Regions from separate parts of the Homo sapiens genome. Here region 2 is linked to region 1. Evidence: read pairs that join two places in POLR2A ChIA-PET (ENCODE). Cell type or tissue: HCT116. All regions are shown on one strand. Each heading gives the region's core, and the rest is flanking DNA. Links, peaks and the distances in the headings are about the cores only.

The links. Peaks named below come from ENCODE experiments on the same cell type or tissue, not always from the same donor. Only the 100,000 strongest peaks of a DNase experiment are listed, where the experiment ranks them.
Region 2: POLR2A ChIA-PET joins it to region 1 with 5 read pairs; 2 of 35 experiments call an interaction of 5 or more read pairs at or near these places.

What each region holds. Positions count from the first base shown.
Region 1 is chr17:61,423,129-61,431,399 of GRCh38, forward strand. No RefSeq gene overlaps it. Among named protein-coding and RNA genes, the nearest start is that of LINC02875, 16 kb to the left of the region's middle. RefSeq lists enhancers at 2,940-3,234, 3,028-3,527, 4,024-5,223. In HCT116, for the core only: CTCF peaks have their summits at 3,110 and 4,130; DNase peaks (open chromatin) are centred at 3,103 and 3,913; H3K27ac peaks cover 3,792 bases.
Region 2 is chr17:61,887,459-61,895,729 of GRCh38, forward strand. INTS2 (integrator complex subunit 2) reads right to left here. Exons shown (of 25, transcript NM_001351695.2): 12 at 7,857-7,925; 13 at 6,307-6,441; 14 at 4,055-4,231; 15 at 2,328-2,436. Among named protein-coding and RNA genes, the nearest start is that of BRIP1, 28 kb to the left of the region's middle. In HCT116, for the core only: no CTCF peak of the experiment used is centred there; no DNase peak of the experiment used is centred there.

The DNA.
Region 1 (8,271 bases), core at 1,845-6,844:
AATGTGGTATATACATTCAATGGAATATCATTCAGCCATACAAATAAGTGAAGTTCTGATACATGCTATTTGCTCTATATTGTATATACATGCTATAAAATATAGAAAAAACTTGAAATCATGATGCTAAAGTGAAATAAGCTAGACACAAAGGGACAAATATTGTATGATTGTGCTTTGCTGAAATATCTACAATAGGAAAAGTCACAGAAACAGAAAGGAGAGTAGAGGTTACCAGGGGCTGGGAGGAGAGGGTAATGAGGAGTTATTGCTTAATGAGTACAGAGTTTCCATTTGGAATGATAAGAAGTTTCAGAAATAGATTGTGGTGATAGTTACATAACAATGTGAATGTACTTAATGCCACTAAACTGTACACCTAAAATGGTTTAAATGGGAAATTTTATGTTGTATATGTATATTTTGTCCCAACATTAAAAATATGGGGGCTGGGCATCGTGGCTCACACCTGTAATCCCAGCACTTTGGGAGGCTGAGGTGGACAGATGACTTGAGGTCAGGCGTTTGAGACCAGCCTGGCCAATATGGCAAAACCCCATCTCTACTATAGATACAAAACTAGCCAGGCGTAGTGGCGGGTGCCTGTAATCTCAGCTACCCGGGAGGCTGAGGCAGGAGAATCGCTTGAACCCAGGAGGCAGAGGTTGCAGTGAGCAGCTGCACTGTACTCCAGCCTGGGTGACAGAGTGAAATAAATAAAATATAAAAAATAAAAATAAATCATAAAATTAAAATTAAAATAGGGCATGAACGTAACAAATGTACCCCTCTGGTTGGGGATGTTGAAAATGGGGGAGGCTGTGCATGTGTGGGGTACAGAGGGAATATGGGAAACCTCTTATGAATGAACAAATTTGTATGAATAGACAAACACCTTTCTCTCGATTTGGCAGTCAAGCGAAAACTGCTCTAAAAAATTTAAAAAGGATATGCATCTTGCACATAGAGAGGTCTACTTGACAATTTGTTTTCCAACAAATATATATTGAGCAAGCATTCAATGCAGTCGTCTGGTTGGCACTGGGAGGTCCATGACACAGTTGTGCCCTCAGGGGGCCTGGGGCTGCAGTGGAGCTTGCCAAGTTCTCAAAGAGAGAGGGGAGCTGGATGAGAAGGACATGTTGAGAGCAAAGAACATGAATTTGCCTCCTCAGTGTTTCCAAACTGCCCAGGGCGTTGATTAAAAGCATTAACGTCATCCAAGTTCCATCCTGACCTACTGAGTCTGAACGTGCTTGGCTGGATCTCCATTCCCAGGTGGGAATCCAAGCCAGAGGACTTGAACTAGGAGGGAGTGAGAAGGGCCGCGCAGCTTCCTCCCTGCCCATGGCCAGTGAGGATTCACCAACTCCATTCTCTCCATTCCTAGAGCCTCATGCCCTGGCTGCCAGAAGTTGCCCTGTCTAAAGCTCTCCTTCAGGAGAAGCTCAGACTTTGTGTCCATCTTGGGAGAAACAGAAAACAGCTCTCCCGCCCTCTCCGTCTCACCATCTTTCAGAAGCGTAAAGGCTTATTAAAAGCTTCTGCAATTTGGGCAAAGTACTGATCCTTTGCGTAGATGGTATTTCTGCTCCTCTGGCCTGAAAACTCAACGCTAACCCAGTACCCCTGGCGAACACATCCACCATGTTGAGAATGGTGGGTGTGGGGGTGTGTGGGAGAGGTTCTGCCCTCTGCTCACTCAGGCCTCAGGAGCCGAGGTCACCATGCACCTGCTACTCTTTGGGCATCCATTTTGTTTTCATGGGCCAAGCTCTGGAACGGGGAAGGCATATGTGGACAGTGGGCAGAGACATTGAGAGACGGTCTGTGTCTCAGCCAGAGATCACCTGGCACCTCGGGTTCAGCCACTAGACCTCTTCTTAAGGCTGGCTGGCACTGACTTAGGCATCCCCAGCATGCCAGGCCTTTGGGCAGAGGGCAAGAGTTCAGGCCTCAGCTGTTCTTCCCAACCTAGAAGAGGGTAGCTGTCTTCTATTTGAGCATATGCTTTGGGATCGTATTTTAAAATCCTAAATCAGGACAGCAGACCTGATAAATAATTTGTGAATTGATCGATGTGTAAAGTCCTTTAAAAGCATCCAAGTCAAATCCGTTACATATTAAATACATTTCTTGAAAAGAGTGCAGCTAAAGTGACTCTGTCCTGGAAATGTGAGGCCAGGGGTTCTTAAACAGGGGCAATTTTGGACCCCATGGGACATCTGGCAATATGTTTGGAGACATATTTGGTTTTCACAACCTGTCACCAGCATCTAGTGGGTAGAGGCCAGTGATGCTGCTAACTATCCTACAATGCACAGGGCAGCCCCCATAATTTGGAATTCTCAGGCCCCAAATGTCAGTAGTGTCGAGTTTGGGAAACCTTGCTCTCCGCTCTCTGGGGCTGTGCCTGTGCACCCCAGGGTGTCCGCCCAGCCTTGGTTTTTTCCTCGTACTTCATGTCTACTTTGGTACTGTCTGTGACACTATTGTCAGAGGGGAGAGGCTTGGAACCCCTCAGCTCTCTGCTGCTTCCTTTTTTGTTGGCAGATGCAGGGAGATGACTACCTTTGAAGAGGTGACCCAGATACCAAGGCAAGCCTGGCAAGGGGCAGGGGGTGTCTTGAGTAAGCATCTCCCACTGGGGAGATGAAAGCAGGGACCGGATGCAGCAAGAGGGTGGGAAGGAGCACTGGATTTAGAGGGAGAGGCGCAGGCTCCAACTCTGTCTGACTCCGCCCCTAACCTGGCCATTTAGCCTCTGTGCCTCAGAGGCATTGTCCGTTGGGCACAGGTTCTAAACAGGGTTATTGTGAGGGTTAGGGAGAGGAAGGATGGGACAGGGTTGTGGAAAGCACTAAGGCTGGGCAGCAGCAACTTGTGGAGTCCCTGCTGTGTATGCTGACTTAGGAGGGCCCCAGCTGGGCTGGCAGGTTGGGAGAGGGTAGGGCTGGGCCAAGGGAAGAGTGTGGAACGCTGGGAGTGCGTGCTCTCTAGTTACAGTGATGTGCAGACAACTGGTGTGCCTGGAGCACAGAAAAGGACTGGCTGGCAAGATAGTGCCGGGCAGCATGTGGAGCCTCCCATTTGGGGGCGCTGCTTTCCTTTGTAGCTCTCAGACAGAGGGAGCAGGAGGCCTACATGAGCCTGGACGTGCACCCAGGCCTCTTGCCTGGAGGTTAGCGCAGGGAATGATGTGCTGGAGCAGGTGGGCTCCGTGTATTTGGCCAAAAGCAGGTTGAGGTTGGGCACCATGGCTCAAGCCTGTAATCCCAACACTTTGGGAGGCTGAGGTGGGAAGATCACTTGAGCCCAGGAGTTTGAGTCCAGCCTGGGCAATATAGCAAGACCCCATTTCTAAAAATTTTTTTTAATTAGCTGGGTGTGGTGGCATGCATCTGTAGTCCCAGCCTGGAATGGCTGAGATAGAAGGATCACTTGAGCCTAGGAGGTCGAGGTTGCAGTGAGCCAAGGCCATGCCACTGCACTCCAGCCTGGGCAACAGAGTGAGATGCCATTAAAAAAAAAAAAAGATAAATTAGATTTGAAAGTCCTAAAAGCATCCGTGTGTGTGTGTGCGTGTGTGTGTGTATAATTTTTAATTTAAAAAAAATTTTTTGTTTTTTTGCTTTTTGTTGTAATTTTTTTTGAGACGACGGAGTCTCGCTGTCACCCAGACTGGAGTGCAGTGGCACAATCTCGGCTCAATGCCACCTCCAGCTCCTGGGTTCAGCCTCCTGAGTAGCTGGGACTACAAGTGTGTAATTTTTTTAGACGAGATATTGGAGTACAGAGGTCACATTTGCTGCCCAGAATTTAGAAACAGACACTCACTGACTAGGAGTGTGACCCTTGGGCTGTTATTCAGCTTTTCTCTACTTCAGTTTTCTCATTTACAGAAGGTGAGTCATAGTGATGGGGCCAAAGGAATGCAGGAGCCCACTGAAAGAGCTCCTGTGATCCTTCTATCTCAGCCATTCCAGGCTGGGACTACAGATGCATGCCACCACACCCAGCTAATTAAAAAAAAAAATTTTAGAAATGCGGTCTTGCTATATTGCCCAGGCTGGACTCAAACTCCTGGGCTCAAGTGATCTTCCCACCTCAGCCTCCCAGTGGCCAAAGCTAGAACAATTTGAGCAACAAAATACATAACGTACTACTGAATTATAACCCAACATATAACACAAAGATCCAGGAGTTATACTGAGACAAATAAATGATTGAGTGAAATAAGTGAATCAATGGGAAAGAATAGACAAATCTGTAAAGAAGAACTCCAAATATTGATGTAGATACTCCATGCTTAAGAAGGTGGAGTGTAACTCCCCACTCCTGAAGCGTGGGCTGTGCCAGTGATTTCCTTCCAGCTACTACAGTATGGAAAGGGACAAAAGGAAACCTTTCGCAGTGGAAAGCTGGCAAACACTACCTCACTCTGGTGACCAAGGCTAGCATCATTAGTGAGAAGTCATAACATGTCTTCAATATGATTGATGAGAATGACACCCCACTTCTCTGGCCTTCCTCCCCCAAACCCATAACTTCAGCCTAATCATAAGAAAAATACCAAACAAACCCCAGTCAAGGAACATTCCACCAAATGCCTGACAGCACTTCCTAAAACTGTTCAGGACATCAAACACAAGGAATGTCTGAGAAACTGGCATAGCCATGATTAGCCTATGGTGACATGATAACAAAATGCAATGTGGTCTCCTGGATGGAATCCTAGAACAGAAAAAGGACATTCAGTAAAAAAAGCTAAGCAAGTCTGAAAGAAGTGTGGATGTTAGTTGTGACAAATTGGTATGGTTTGGCTGTGTCCCCACCCAAATCTCATCTTGAATTCCCACGTGTTGTGGGAGGGATCAGGTGGAGGTAATTGAATCATGGGGGCAGTTTTCTCCATACTGTTCTCGTGATAATGAGCAAATCTCACGAGATCTGATGGTTTTATAAGCTTCTGGCATTTCCCCTGCTTATACTCATTCTCTCTCCTGCTGCCCTGTGAAGAGGTGCCTTCCACCAAGATTGTAAGTCTCCTGAGGCCTTCCCAGCTATGCAGAACTGTGAGTCAATTAAACCTCTCTTCTTTATAAATTACCCAGTCTCAGATATTTCTTCATAGCAGTGTGAGAATGAACTAGTACACAAACATACTATATTAATGTAAGATGTTAACAATAGAAGAAACTGGGTGTGAGGCAGAATATGGGAAGTCTATGTGCTGTTTTTGCAACTTTTCTATAAATCTATTCTAAAAATGAGTTTCTTTTTAAAAGTAAGTAATAGTGTCACATTATGTTGCTGCATTCAATAAGTGATTTATATCAAGCATTTGGTGCACTGGTATATGGTGTTTAATGTTAGCTATTATTTATTACTATTGTTCTTATTTCTACTTTTCTTATTGAGTATATGAGTATACATTTTTCTTATTAAAATAGCAGTGTATACTCATTACAGAAAAATTTACAAATGAGCCAAAGAAGAACATCCACGACCCTACACTCTCAGAGAGAACCACTGGTCACACCTTGCTGTGGATCCCTCCCAAGGTGTCATTAATTTTTATAAAGCTTGGATCACTCCATACATACAGTTCAGTAAATGGCCATAATTTATTTAAGTAACACATAAATTATTTGATATTTAGGTTGTTCTAACTCTTTGCTCTTACAAATAGGCAAGAGCACAAGTAATGGACTAAGCATTAATTAGGAAGATAAAAGAAAACCCTGAAAAATTATAAAAACTGGACACTAATGCTGAAATAAGCACGGAGGATGCTCAGTAGTTAATCAAAATGACCTTATCTGAAAATCCAATGGCCGACTTTTCTTTTCTAGATCTGTTTTATTTCATAATTTAAAAAAATTTTTTAAAGTAAAGAGGGAAAGATTACCTGGCAAAATTTGTTTTTAGAGCTTAAAAACTTCATTTATTTATGATGATGAGAATTTTTTTAAAAAGCTAAATTTGCTCAATGGATTACTATAGGCATTTTATCCCTACCTGTGCATTCTTTTTAAAAAGTATTTATTTATTTGTCTATTTTGAGAGCATCATTTTATCCTTTTTATTGTATATTTTAAGGTGTACCATTTGATTCGATATACATTGTGAAATAATCACTGCCATAAAGACAACTGACATATCTGTCACCTCACATAGTTACCTTTTTCATGTGCATGGTGAGAAAACTTGGGATCTGCCTTCTTAGAAAATTTCAAGCATATAGTACAGTATTGTTACCTATAGTCATCAGGCTTTATATTAGATCTCCAGAACTCATTCATCTTGCATAACTGAAACTTTGCACCCTTTGACCAACATCGTGTAATCTTTCCCTTCCCCCAGCCCCTGGTAACTATCATTCTCTTCTTTGTTTCTAAGAGTTTGACTATTTTAGGTTCCACACACAAGTGAGATCTTACAGATTTGTCTTTCTGTGTCTGGCCTATTTCACTTAGCATAATGTCCTTCAGGTCTATCCATGTTGTTGCAAATGACAAGATTTTATTTTCTTTTTTAAGGTGGGATAACATTTCATTGTATATGTATGCACCACATTTTCTTTATTCATTTTTTTCATTTTTTTATTTTTTATTTTTTTTAAGACTGAGTTTCATTCTATCACCCAGGCTGGAGTGCAGTGGTACAATCTCAGCTCACTGCAACCTCTGCCTCCCGAGTTCAAGTGATTCTCCTGCCTCAGCCTCCTGAGTAGCTAGGATTATAGGCGTCCACCACCATGCCCAGCTAATTTTTTATTTTTAGTAGAGATGGGATTTCACCATGTTGGCTAGGCTGGTCTCGAACTCCTGACTTTAAGTGATCCACTGGCCTCGGCCTCCCAAAGTGCTGGGATTACAGGAGTGAACCACCGCGCATGGCCTTATTCATTCATTGTTGATGGACATTTAGGTTATTTTCATATCGTTGCTATTTTGAATAATGCTGCAATGAAAATAGGAGTGCAAGTAACTTTTCAAGACCTTGATTTCAATTCCTCTGGACAAGCACCTAGAAGTGGGATTGCTGGATTATATGGTACTTCTATTTTAATTTTTTGAGAAACTTTCATACTATTTTCCATAATGGCCATACCAACTTATATCCCCACCAACAGTGTACATAAGCGTTCCCTTTTCTCCACACCCTCACCAACACTTTTTTTTTTTTAATACAAGTTGAGTGTCCCTTATCTGAAGGGATTTTTTTTTTTTTTTTTTTTTTTTTGAGATAGAGTCTCACTCTGTTGCCCAGGCTGGAGTGCAGTGGTACGATCTTGGCTCACTGCAAACTCCACCTCCCAGGTTCAAGCAATTATCTGCCTCAGCCTCCCAAGTAGCTGGGATTACAGGCACCCACCACCATGCCTGGCTAATTTTTGTATTTTTAGTAGAGACGGGGTTTCACCATGTTGGCCAGGCTAGTCTTGAACTCCTGACTTCGTGATCCACCTGCCCTGGCCTCCCAAAGCGCTGGGATTACAGGTGTGAGCCACCATGCCCGGCCGCGCATTTTGGATTTTTTTTAAAAGCTTGGAATATTTGCATATATGTAATGAGGTATCTTGGGAATGGAACCCAAGTCTAAACACACAATTCATTTATGTTTTATATATACCTTATACATATAGCCTGAAGGTAATTTTATACAATGTTTTAAATAATTTTGTGCATGAAACAAAGTTTGTGTACACTGAAACATCAGAAAGCAAAAGTGTCACGATCTCTGCCACCAATGTGGATAATCTGTGGTTGTTTGGCATCATCATCATGCCTGAATCTGAATGTATATGCTACTAATTAAACAATCATTTTTTTACATTTATTCACAGATAAGTACTTAACAGTAAAAAATATGACTTACCATTTTTTTTTTTGAGACAGGGTCTTGCTACTGTGTCGCCCAGGTTGAAAGGCAGTAGTGGGAACATGGCTCCATGCAGCCTTGACCTCGTGGGCTCAAGCAATCCTCCCGCCTCAGCCTCCCAAGTAGCTGAGATTACAGGCACACAACACCATGCCCTGCTAATTTTTTTAATTTATTTCTTATTTTTGTAGAGACAGAGTCTCAGCATGTTGCCCAGGCCTGTCTCGAACTCCTGGCTCAAGCGATCCTCCTGCTTTGGCCTCCCAAAGTTCTGGGATTAGAGGCATGAGCCGCCACACCCAGCCAACAACAGATTTTGTCTTAGAAGTGTCTTTTTGATTTTATAAATGAACACGATTTCTTGTTCTGTTGTGAATGTATGCT
Region 2 (8,271 bases), core at 1,617-6,616, 460 kb after region 1:
GGCAACACAACAAGACTCTGTCTCAAAAAAAAAAAAAAAAAAAGACTATATGTGCACGATTAAAAAGCAAAAAATTATTTCAGGTTCCTAGATAGGAAGACTTAGTACTGCAAAGACGTAAATTCTCTCCAAATTAATCTATAAGTTTAACATAATTCTTATCAAAATCCCAACATAATTTTCATTTGTGAAATTTAACAAAATTATTATAAAGTTCATGGAAAAGATTAAATATGTGAGAATATACAGAAATTCCAAACAAGAACTGTATCAAAGACACAGAAAATGTCAAAACATAAAAAAGAAAATCCAGGCCGGGTGTGATGGCTCACACCTGTAATCCCAGCACTTTGAGAGGCTGAGGTGTGTGGATCACTTGAGGTCAGGAGTTCGAGACCAGCCTGGCCAGTATGATGAAACTCCATCTCTACTACAAATACAAAAATTAGCCAGGAATGTGGTACGCACCTGTAATCCCAGCTATTCAGGAGGCTGAAGCAGAAGAATCGTTTGAACCTGAGAGGCGGAGGTTGCAGTGAGCCAAGATCGCACCACTGCATTCCAGCCTGGGTGACAGAGTGAGATTTTGTCTCAAAAAAAAAAGAAAAACAAATTAAAAACTACACACAAAGGTCAGGAGGATCACTCACACCTGTAATCCCAGCACTTTGGGAGGCCAAGCCAGGAGGACTGCTCGAGCCCAGGAGTTTGAGATCAGCCTGGCAACATGGCAAATCCCATCTCTACAAAAAATAAAAAAAATCAGCCAGGCATGGTGGTGTCCACCTGTGGTCCCAGCTACACTGGAGGCTGAGGCAGGGATCCCTTGAGCCCAAGAGATCAAGGCTACACTGAGCCATGTTCATGCCACTGCACTCCAGCCTGGGTGACAGAGTGAGACCCTGTCTCAAAAAATAAATAGATGAAATGAACTATACACATGTAGGAAGTATAAACACAGGTAAACCTTCTTTTTCAAATACAGGAAAAGATACCACTTTATAATGATATCATGCATGCTAAATCTGACCTTCTGATATTATGTGAAGTAACTAAGTTTCAAAGCCCATTTCAGTGACATTCTCTGTGTGCGTGTGTGTGCGTGCGTGTGTGTGTGTGTGTGTGTGTGTGTGGAGATGGGCATCTTGCTGTTTTCCAGGCTGGTGTCAAACTCTGAGCACAAGTGACCATCCCATCTCAGCCTCCCAAAGTACCAAAGTACTGAGATTACAGGGAATGAGCTACCATACCCAGCCCAATGTTAACGGCAAAACGAAACTCTTCGGCCAGGCGCAGTGGCTCACGCCTGTAATCCCAGCACTTTGGGAGGCCGAGGCAGGCGGATCACGAGGTTAGGAGATGAAGACCATCCTGGCTAACATGGTGAAACCCCATCTTTACTAAAAATACAAAAAAATTAGCCGGGCGTCGTAGCAGGCGCCTGTAGTCCCAGCTACGCCGGAGGCTGAGGCAGGAGAATGGCATGAACTCAGGAAGTGGAGCTTGCAGTGAGCCAAGATCATGCCACTGCACTCTAGGCTGGGCAACAGAGCAAGACTGTCAAAAACAAAAAACAAAAAACAAAAAACAAAAAACAAACCAAAACAAAACAAAAAAAAAGAAACTCTTCTACTTTTTTTTTTTTTTGAGACACAGTCTCACTCTGTCCACCAGGCTGGAGTGCAGTGGCGCAATCTCAGCTCACTGCAACTTCCGCCTCTGGGTTCAAGGGATTCTCCTGCCTCAACCTCCTGAGTAGCTGGGATTACAGGCATGAGCCACCACACCTGGCTAATTTTTGTATTTTTAGTAGAGACGGGGTTTCGCCATGTTGACCAGGCTGGTCTCGAACTCCTGACCTCAGGTGATCCGCCCACCTCGGCCTCCCGAAGTGCTAGGATTACAGGCGTAAGCCACCTCGACTGGCCTTTTCTATTGTTTTTGATTAGGTTGTTACTCTTTACACTAATGGAAGGAAGACCGGTCAAAGACTCAACTCAAATCAAGAGAAAAAAATTCAGTTACAGCTCCATCAGGTGTTAAATTTATATTTAGTGAACAAGACCTATACAATTGTTAAAATACAGGCAATTCTGTTATCTATTAATTTAGCCTCTGATAAGGAGGACTGGGCCATAAATCGTGGTTACATACCCCAACATACATGATTTATGTATCAAGTATACAATGCCCACATTGCAAAGATTATAAAATGATACTAGAGTTTATTAAAATATTGCCCTTATCAAAGAACAGTTTGGAAAGTAACAAAATACAAGCTAATAAAATAAACTACCACTAGAACCACTCCTCTACGTACAACTTACCTAAAGTCTTCGTGTTTGCTAGAAGAGCCTCTTCATAAGACAGTATATAGTAGAGCACCAAAAGCTGTGCTGTGATACTGAAACGCTGATTAAGGCGGATGTTGTCACCCTGGAGGTAATATTACAAATACTCTGAAATACTCTGAATTTCACGAGTGCTTTTTTTTTTCTTGATAGTAAAAGAATCAAAATAGACTATTCAGCATTGCTGCTCCTAACTCAGGTAAAACAGGAGAAATGTTGCTGTGTGTGTATTAAACTCAAAAAAACAACATGAAATCTGAGATGGCATGAGAGATGAAAGGCAACATGCTTAAGTGGTCTTTAAGATAAGACAAAGAAAAGACTTCAGCTACTACTCAATAGCAAACCCATCAGGCTGCTTCTGAAAGACAGGAGTCCCAAGTATTATATGAAATTACCATGAAAAAAGTAACTCCTAAATAAGACATTGTATACTTAAATATATTTGTGAAAAATGCAACTGTTTTTCCCTTCTAACAAACTGGGGAAAAAATACTTTCATCAAATTTTCCCTGAATGAGCCAGGAGCAGTGGCTCATACCTGTAATCCCAGCACTTTGGGAGGCTGAGGCAGGCAGATCACCTGAGGTCACGAGTTGGAGACCAGCTGGCCAACATAGTAAAACCCTGTCTCTACTAAAAATATAAAAATTAGCCAGGCGTGGTGGCAGGTGCCTGTAATCCCTGCTACTCGAGAGGCTGAGGCATGAGAATCACTTGAACCCAGGAGGCAGAGTTTGCAGTAAGCTGAGATCGTGTCACTGCACTCCGGTCGGGGCAACAGAGTGAGACTCTGTCTCAAAAAAAAAAAAAAAAATCCCCCTAAATGAATGTAGGTGTATCTTAGATTCCCAGGATGCTAAACAAACCTATGCTGAATATCTTGATATCCCACACAGTACTTGATCAAATACACAATCTCCAGGGAACCCATTAGACTTTAAAGTGAAGCTTAAAAAAAAAAAAATTACTGGCCAGGCGCAGTGGCTCACACCTGTAATCCCAGCACTTTGGGAGGCCAAGGCAGGAGGATCACTTGAGGTCAGGAGTTTGAGACCAGCCTACTCAGGAGGCTGAAGCAGGAGAATCGCTTGAACCCAGGAAGCGGAGGTTGTAGTGAGCCGAGACTGCCCATTGCACTCCAGCCTGGGTGTCACAGCAAGACTCCAGTCTCAAAAAAAAAAAAAAAAAAAAAAAAAAAAGGCCAGGCACAGTGACTCACACCTGTAATCCCAGCACTTTGGGAGGCTGAGGCAGGTAGATCACCTGAGGTCAGGAGTTCGAGATCAGCCTGGCCAACATGGTGAAACCCTGTCTCTACTAAAAATACAAAACATTAGCCAGGCGTTGTGGCAGGCGCCTGCAATCCTAGCTACTCGAGAGACTGAGGCAGGAGAATCACTTGAACCCGGCAGACAGAGGTTGCAGGGAGGAGGAGGTTGCAGTGAGCTGAGATCGCGCCACTGCACTCCAGCCTAGGCAACAAGAGTAAAACTCCATCTCAAAAAAAAAAGTGCCTGTTTAGCAAACTACTTGGAACTAATACCATTCTTTTAATTTTTAGAGGTGATCTAAGGAAATTTAATCTAATTTTAAATTCAGAACTACCTAGAAGTCCTCTGATAGGAAAATAAAAATATGGGTTAAGTAAGAAGAACTAAAAGAAAAATAAGTTAATAGATATAAAAGAACCACTATTTTACCCCAATGACTCCTTGGAAAATATTGAGTATCTCCTGTTCTGTGACTGGCTGATTTGTGGCTTCTGGATTAGATTTCGACGCAGGAGTAAGTATAGAATTTATGTACACATCAATCAAAGGAAGTAATTGAGGATGAAGTGGAGTAGAGGTTTCACACAGCTGTCTATAAATCCAATCCTAAGAAAGAATGTTATAGACACTGAATTAATTGTGGCAAAAAGAAAAACCAAGCAAAATTATAAAAGTACATACAGTTTTACATGAATTATGAATCAGTAAAACTCACTATTAACTTTTGGCAGTTCCAAATATATTATCTAGTATCATAACTGCCTTTGATTTTAAAATATGAACTACCATTATATCTGTATCATCTTAGGTGCACCCTCCACTAGAAGCTTGCCTTTCGGTTTAATCTATTAGTTTTTAAGTAGTGGGAAAAACATTTTAAGTCCCTACCATATCTGTATTTAGAGCACCATGTGTGTCGTCATGGGAGAGCTCACGTTAGATAGGAATTTGGAGAGAGAGAGATAGGTCCTTCACAGCAAACCCTCAGATAGACTAAGAAAATGTCTCTGAAAAGCACTTACAGGAGACTTATCACTTAACTATCATTGGATGGAGGACATGTAAAATGTTGGGGGTGCATGTGAACTCTTAATTCTTAGCTATTTTACTTGCTAAAAATATAAAGCAGATGATGCAATCTGGCTGGAAAATAATCTCACTAAATCACAAAAAACAAGCAACAATTAAAAAGTGATATATCATGCATATATTATTCACTGTTCTTTGTAAATATCTGAAAAAGTTTCAGTCTACTTTACCTCCTGGGTCTTAATACCTTCTCTTTAGAGGGCCTTTTAACTTGTTAGATATAGCCAACTAAGACAAATCAAAACATGTCAAAATTCTAAGTTAGGTGTGAGGTGTCCTTATGACAAATCAACAAATACTAGTCATGGCAGCTTCCCCAATTTGTAAAACAAAACCAGGCCCACTGCAGTGGCTCATGCCTGTAATCCCAACACTTCGGGAGGCCGAAGTAGGAGAATTGCTTGAGACCAGGAGTTCAAGACCAGACCAGCCTGGGCAAAATAGCGAGACCCTGTCTCTACAAAAAAACACTTTTTAAAGCCAGGTATGAGGCCAGGCACGGTGGTTCATGCCTGTAATCCCAGCACTTTGGGAGGCCGAGGTGGGTGGATCACGTGAGGTCAGGAGTTTGAGACCAGCCTGGCCAACATGGTGAAACCCTGTCTCTACTAAAAATTAAAAAAAAAAAAAAATTAGCCAGGCATGGTGGCAGGAGCCTGTAATACCAGCTACTCAGGAGGCGGAAGCAGGGGAATCACTTGAACCCAGGAGGCGGAGGTTGCAGTGAGCTGAGATAGCACCACTGCACTCCAGCTTGGGCAACAAAGTGAGACTCCATCTCAAAAAAAAAAAAAAAAAAAAAAAGCCAGGAGTGGTGGCTCGCACCTGTAGTTCCAGCTACTTAGGAGGCTGTGGCAGGAGGACTGCTTGAGCCCAGGAGTTTGAGGTTACAGTGAGCTATGACAGCCTGGGCGACAGAGTGAGACCCTGTCTTTAAAATTAAAAAAAAAAATTAGAAAATGGCAGTTTCTAAGTTTTAATAAAATAGCCATGTGCCACTATTGAGAATTTAAATGGAGTATTATGCATTTTGAAAATCTTACATTGTTTTAAAAATCTGAAATTACTGTATAATTATATAATTATAATTACTATCCCTAATTACTATACTTATATAAATGACTAGTAACTTAGCTTAATACCACACATTTCCTACACAAAACCCACAATAAATGCCTACAAACTGAAATACAACTGGGGAGAAAGCATTAATTTAGGTTGTTCTTTGAAATATAAATGTAGGCCAGGCACAGTGGCTCACGCCTGTAATCCCAGCACTTTGGTCGGTTGAGACAGGCATATCACTTGAGGTCAGGAGTTCGACACCAGCCAGCCAACACGGTGAAACCCTGTCTCTACTAAAAATACAAAAATTAGCCGGGCATGGTGGCACACACCTGTAGTCCCAGCTACCTGGGAGGTTGAGGCAGGAGAATCACTTTAACCCAGGAGGCAGAGGTTACAGTGAGCCAAGACTGCACCACTGCACTCCAACCTGGGTGACTGAGCAAGACTCCATCTCAAAAGAAAAAAAATATATATATAAAAATGTAGGGGCATGCTTTTATTTTGTTTTATTTGTAGGGGCATACTTTTATTGACACTTTGTGCTTGGTAAAGGAACGGCTCCTGAGAAGCTGGTAAATACAATGAATAGGCAAAAATCCAGTAATGTTGGCACTCAGGTTGCTGGTGACAGGGACCCGAACTGCATGAGCTGTGACAACCTAAAAGGGAAAAATAGCATTAGTAATATAATAGAACTAAATATAAAATTATTTTGAAAGAGAGATTAGTAAGTAGACTGTCAACACCTAATACAAGTGTGGTCCCTAGAAATGAATGATGAAAATAAATTATTACATGTTTTAATTGTCTTTGAATGCTGAGGAAATGTACATTTAGGGATTTATATAATTCCCTAATTTTTTGTTTATAAACATAGATACATACACAGTGGTGTGATAAGGTAAAAAAATAAAATAAAATTTTGAAGCATACAATCTGGGCTCAATGACTTTGAAGAAGTCATTTATCTTCTGAATCTTTTTCACATCTACAAAACAGGACACTGCCATACCTGCCTCAAAGCATTGTTATGGGGGGAAAATATTCTTTTTGGAAAAACATCATATGAACTATAAAGCACCACATAAATATAAACAGAAATATTTATTCTCAATATGTCATGCATAGGCTCTAATCGTCTTTTAAAGACCCTCTTCAAAGTTGTCTTCCAATTGGTTCAAATTTAAAGACAAAAAATAACTTATGATTCTCCCACATGCTGTGTGACTACTTGTAATTCAGGAGTATATGTGCATATGCGTGTTGAGGGTGGGAGGGATAGTAAAATATAGAAATAAAGATATTAATAGCCACAAAAAAGCAACAACTGGCCGGGTGCAGTGGCTCATGCCTGTAACCCCAGCACTCTGGGAGGCTGAGGTGGGTGGATCACCTGAGGTCAGGAGTTCAAGACCAGCCTGGTCAACGTGGTAAAACCCCATCTCTACTAAAAATACAAAAATTAGGCGTGGTGGTGTGCACCTCTAATCCTAGCTACTTGGGAGGCTGAGGCAGGAGAATTGCTCCAACCCAGGAGGCAGAGGTTGCAGTAAGCTATGACCATACCACTGTATACTAGCCTGGGTGACAAAGTGAGATAAAAAAAAAAAAGAAATGAAAAAAATCCTTATGCTTATCCATGGACAAAAGTGCTAAGGCTAAAGAAGAACATGTTAAGTATAAGAAATTTAGACTCTAGCCTGTAATCTAGTTAGAAATGAATTTTACAGCCTAAAGGTTTAAATAGGACTTCATTTTATCTTTCTCCAGACACATTAAAACAATTACCCCTTGAGATGCCCTACCAGCAACATCTAAGAGTATTCTCCTAAGTATCTACTCAAAGTCTCCAAAAATACATAAATTCAAAAGATGCCTTGGTATGTTATGACTAGTTTTAAAAGTGTATTTTAAATGGATTATTCTTTAAGAAAGTTTCAAAGATGAAATAAATCATCATGAGTTTAAAAAGAAAAAAGACCATATTATTTTCTTAAGGTAAGACACACAAGTTTTCTCCCAAAGAATATTGTAAAAGAAAGTTAAATAAGTACCTAAGAATAAAAAGAAATACCTGCTCAGTAAAAATTTCCTGTGTGAAGATTGTCTTCATCCTGCTCAAGGAGCTTGGCTTAATTACAATCTAAAATTACCAAAAGAATTCCAACAGCATGTAAAAATATATGAAACACAATTTATTCTAGGGAACTTATCTAAAATGGCTATGATACACATAAATGTTCAAATGTTCAAGTACTCTACTCTGTTTTAGAAGTGCTTTCCCAAACCCAACATTAAAGTGTTAATACTCAAAAACAGAACCAATATAAAAAGCACTTAATAAATACTATTATTGGCATTTTCAGTCGGTTGGGGGAAACAGATTATTTACTACATGGAGCTAGGATAGCTGCCCCTCTGTGAGGCCAAGAGAAATATGTGTGTGTGTGTATGTGTGTGTCTGTGTCTGTATATACGCACATATACAC